Linked DNA regions of Homo sapiens: region 1 is linked to region 2. Evidence: chromatin loops called from intact Hi-C (ENCODE). Cell type or tissue: PC-3. All regions are shown on one strand.

Region 1 (2,500 bases), 470 kb before region 2:
GCCCCCACCTCCCCACTTCTCGGTTGATGATCTAATTGAATTATGCCTTTTTGTTCCAGGGACTACAGAGCACGTGCTGGAGGCAATTAATTATCGGAATGTGGCCGTATCAAAACGGACACTGGGCACCGGGTAGGTCAGCGGCGGCAACTTCCCCCTGCCTTGAGCTCAAGACCCCTTCCCAAATAGGGGCATGATGAGCTCCCTCGGCTGCCCCCCTTCTGAGCCCTTCACCCAGTTGCAATCGCGCAAGGCCCTCGATTCTCGGGGTACCTGGCGGGACTCCCCGGAAACTCTCGCATCAGCGCTGGCCCGGCCAGAGCTCGACAGCCGCCCCTTCCCGGTCCCCTAGTCTCGAGAACCGCTGTCCGCGGGACCAGCTCAGTGAGGAAATCCAAACTTTTTCAAACCAACTACTTAGCCAAGGGCGGTTGGGGTTGGTGGGAGGTGAAGAGAGGTAGAGGGAAGAGAGGAAATAAAGGAGAAAGTGAAAAGAAAGGTGGGGCGGGGGGGGGGGGGGGAAGAAAGGCAATCCTCCTTTTTTGTAAACCTGACTCCAGGGGATTCATTTGCATGATTTAAGCATATTTGTTCTCTGAACACACCAGCGCCCCCCTACCCCCCCAAAGAAACCCTCTGCTGAGAGGCACTGAAACCATTCTTGGAGAGCCTATGTTCGGCAGACGCAATAATTTAAGTCAGCAGTGAACTCACCTTCCAACCTGGGGAGAGAGCTCTGGATGTGGAGAGAGAATTGGGGCGAGTTTGATGGGAGGGGGTGAATACGGTAAGATGTGCTACCGGTAGGGTGTTCTCCCAGCAAACTGGCTAAGAAAGAAGGTGAAGTGTTGGCTGGGCCAGGCAGACTGGGGAGCAGGAAGTGAAAGGCTGCAGTTATAAAGCGCTGCTTAAGGCGGTCTCTCCTGGCGCCTCTGAACTTGATCAGATGTTCTATTTCCTACAGAGAGATGGCGGCCAGGCTGTGAGGCTGCCTCAAGGCGCAGACTTTGGGGCTTGGCCCAGCTAGGGATGTGACAATCACAGCCATCTTTCTCTCTGCCTTTTCTTTCCACTCTCTTCTGCATTCTTTGCAAATGCCTTGCAGGACACAAAAATGAGTGAATTTATAGCCTTGTCTGAACCTGGTCATTATGTCAGAAAGACCTTGCAACAGACAGAAGGCGAGAGGACTTTCACACACACCCCTGGAAGTAAATCCTTAAGGGGTAAGCAGTCCCTGAGGTCACTACATGCTTTACCTTCTCCGGGTAGGAGTAGAAGAGAGTAAAGCCTTGGCTGTTCAGAGGAAAGAAAATTCCATGTCACAGTCCCCATTCAGCATCAGCAACCCCCAACACGACTTTTGCATTTGAAAATGTTGAGAATTCAAAGCTGATTAGCCTAGTGATTTGGAAACCACCCTGATACTGTGTGTGTCTAGTGTGTTTATTATGTGTTTAGTGTGTTGTGTGCATGTTTTGCGTACACTGGCTAAAAGTGTTCTTTGCATGTTTTGTATTTGTGGGTATGCTCGCTGTTATGTGTATTTGCTCTGTTGTGTTTAGTTGTGTTTCTGTGTTTGCTGTGTTGTGCGTAGTTTATGTTACTGTGTTGTATGTGCTTACTTTGTTGTGTTGTGTGCGTATTTCATATGTCGTGTTTGTTTCCTGTGGTGCGCTTGTGTTTACTGTGTTGTGTGCTTGTTTCCTACTGTGTGCTTGGGTTTACTGCGTTGTATATGTTTGCTGTGTCGTGCCCGGTGTGTAATTCGGGAAGTGGGCAGCGGCGAGTACGGCCGCTGCTCACAAACTAAAGGGTCAACGCTTGGCGCAGACGGAAGTAACGGAGATCAGCTCTAATTGTAATCGTTTCTTCTCCTTTGGGTCTCGGACAGCTGCCGACAGGTTGGGGGCACAAACGGCGAACTATCCCGGCCTGGGTCCCGGCCTCGAGGCCATCAGAACTCGCAGTGATTGGAGGTGGACGCAGCGGCTGGACCGGGAGCGCGAAACTGCTGCGCTCTCCCCAGGATCTGCGCCCTGCAGCTACAGAGGGGACATGTTCTCAAGGTGGTGAGGCAGCGGGGGCCCAAGCAGGACTGGACGTTGAGCGCCGCGTCTCCTCCATCGGCGCAGCAGTGGGACCGATCCTCGCGGGGCAAAGAGCCCGCGAGGGGTGGGGGAAAGCCCGCGAGAGTCCCGGCGGCGTCCCGCCGTTTGCCGGCTGGAGCCTGGCCCCAGTTCCCCGCAGCCACTCAAGCCCGGTGGAGCCCACTCGCGGCCGCCCGGCAGCCGCCGCCTCACCTGCCAGGCACCCGGCGGCTGCCCAATCAGCGGGGGTCGCTCGGCCGCGGCTGCCATGTTCTCCGCTCCGCGCTGCCAATCAGCCTCGCGGCGGCCAATGGGCAGTCCGGCCGGAGGTCAGGTGACCGCGGGCCAGCTGGCTCCCCATTGGCGCGCGCCTCGCGGCCTCCCGCTCGGTTTATGTGCGAGGAGTGAGT
Region 2 (2,500 bases):
GATGAGCAAAAAACACACACTCGACGTTTTTTTCATGGCACTTATGTACTAGAAAGAGAAAGAGGCATCATTAATTAATCATTGATTGCTGCTGCCCATGCTCATTTGAAAGTGTAAGACTTTGGTAGAACCCTTTGTTTGTGGCTTCTTTTAGGAGATGGAAATAAAACTAGATTTACTGACAGCTTCTTTGTACCAGGCACTATACTAGGCCTCTTGCCTACAGTATCTCATTTATTTCTTGTAATAAACTTACTAGGAAAGTATTATTTATTTCCACTCTTATAGATGAGTAAATGGAGGATCAGAGAAGTCTAGCAACCTACTCAAAGTCAGGCAGCAAGTAATCAGTAGAACTGGAGTTTATTTCTGGATTTCATTCCAGTACTTCTTACAGTACTTCTTACAGTACCTCTATAAAAAAAAAAAAAAAAAAACCTCTACCTCCAAAGTTATGAAATGATTGCTAGCACACCATCACAATAGCTCAGATAATTAAATAATCTTGGATTCTCTTTACAGAAATTCTTATAATCTATATGATGAGTTCAGAATTTTATTCATTAAGATGAAACAAATTATACATTAGTAAAAATTTATTCATTGTCTTTTGACCCAAATTATCATCACAAGCTCACCTTTTAATGATAGCTTTTTATTGTCTACTCTTCAGTATTTTGGTTGAATCTTGATGAAAAGGTTAACATTATTCTCAAAATAAAGAGGTCTGAAGTAAAGGAAACCGGAAAAATGGAAAATTTTTTTTTCTTGAAATGAAAGCATTGGTTTCCCTATGGAATAGAATACTGTTTTGTAGTTTAGTTATGCCATTAGCCATTAAGCAGTGCTTCCCTGCTGTAAAAATATTCTTCCTAAGCAATGTAAGTCTAGCTGTTTCTAACTTTGTTATTCTAAATATGATTGACATAAACATTTATTAGCTTGTTATATGGTGAACAAATAGGATTGCACAAAGATTGTCACTGTCTTAATTTTGGTTTTATATTTCCATTCATGTCTCCTCTTTTGCCTCCTCACCACCCCATCAGAATAGCTTTGTTTGGAAGCTCAACAGTGTCCACCAGTGGACAAACAAAAGTATAACTATGTGATTACAAAGGAAAACCTATTAGATTAAAAAAGTAAAGATTTTCTCCCGACTACTGTATATATATATATATAAAATCAAAATAACATTTATCCATAATATCCAGATTTTATAACAGATTAAAAATTAAGATTTGGGGAAAAACTTTCCATTCCACATTTGCTTAATGAAGAAACCCTAATTCTATGTAGAATTCAAGTAACAATATTAGACACTTTAAAAATTCTTAAATCTTTTGATTTTTCACTATTTAAATACTGTTAAAAATCAAAAGTGTCCATATTTTTGAAAGCCCATATTGTCCTCAATCTTTGCTTGAAATTCCAACTCTTATAGAAATGTCTTAAAGACAGTGGAGGCCAAATGTATATTTGATCTCCACATTCACTAAAATGTCTGAGCCTGCAAAACAGCACATTCCTCCTTGTTAGGAGATAGTGCTTACCCTTTACTTGAAGACAATGCAGAGTTTTCTCTTTGTCTTCAAACTTTAGTTTGTATCAGAATCACCTGGAGAGCTTGATAAAAATGCAGAGGTAAAGAATGTTCTTCTGCTGCCACTGAGATCCCCCTTCAGGCTGGAACACTTATTTCCCCAGATGCTGGGGATGCTCATCACTGCCAGCTTATAGCTGCCAGTAGTCTCTAGGAATTTCCTCAGTTGAAGACCTTATCCCAGGTTATGCCGCATCTTTGGCATAGGGATATCTGGGTTGATGCACTCCAAAATCTTGAATCCTGACATTCACTAAAATGTCTGAGCCTGCAAAAGAGCACATTCCTCCTTGTTAGGAGATAGTGCTTACCCTTTACTTGAAGACAATGCAGAGTTTTCTCCTCATCAAGAAAACATCTGCTGCACCTAGACATCTGCTCTCATAGAGATCTGCCCTAACCTCAACTTATAGCTACTAGGGCAATAACTGGAGTCAGTCATGGCATAATTTAGCAAGGGCATGCTTGGCTTGCTAAAAAGAGAAATAGAATAAGCCTCAAGAGAGCTATAGGACCTAACTAACAGGTACCGTCTACATGAACCAGCAAAGTTTGTATCGGACTAGATTCTGAGAGATGTAGATTCTGGATTATGGGTTGGGGAGAAAATAAAATCGAATAAGGGTGAGCATAATCATTTGAAAGCACTCTTCTAGTATACAGAATTTAACATTTTAGCAAGGACCCTGGGGCACAGGGTAAAAATGTCACCAGAATGATTCCTAGAAACCTGGAAAATGTGCTAGGCCCCACTGGGTGAAGGAGAAATGACAGGACTGTCTTAGCCAACAATGGTAGAAGAAATATAAAGGCACAGAGATGTGGGCATCCTAGAGTAGATATATTTAAGTAAGGATAAAGAACTGTGTTGGCCAGGCGCGGTGGCTCACGCCTGTA

What was found. Hi-C counts contacts between places; a loop is a spot of excess contacts. Peaks named below come from ENCODE experiments on the same cell type or tissue, not always from the same donor. Only the 100,000 strongest peaks of a DNase experiment are listed, where the experiment ranks them.
Region 1: it touches region 2 in a loop (4-fold over the local background); 2 of 110 quality-filtered maps call a loop at or near these places.

Annotation. Positions count from the first base shown.
Region 1 is chrX:137,563,617-137,566,116 of GRCh38, forward strand. It overlaps LINC02931 (long intergenic non-protein coding RNA 2931), which reads right to left and starts at 868. Exons shown (of 3, transcript NR_186571.1): 1 at 715-868. In PC-3, no CTCF peak of the experiment used is centred here; no DNase peak of the experiment used is centred here; H3K4me3 peaks cover 917 bases; H3K27me3 peaks cover 1,828 bases.
Region 2 is chrX:138,033,279-138,035,778 of GRCh38, forward strand. No RefSeq gene overlaps it. Among named protein-coding and RNA genes, the nearest start is that of ZIC3, 470 kb to the left of the region's middle. In PC-3, a CTCF peak has its summit at 1,065; no DNase peak of the experiment used is centred here.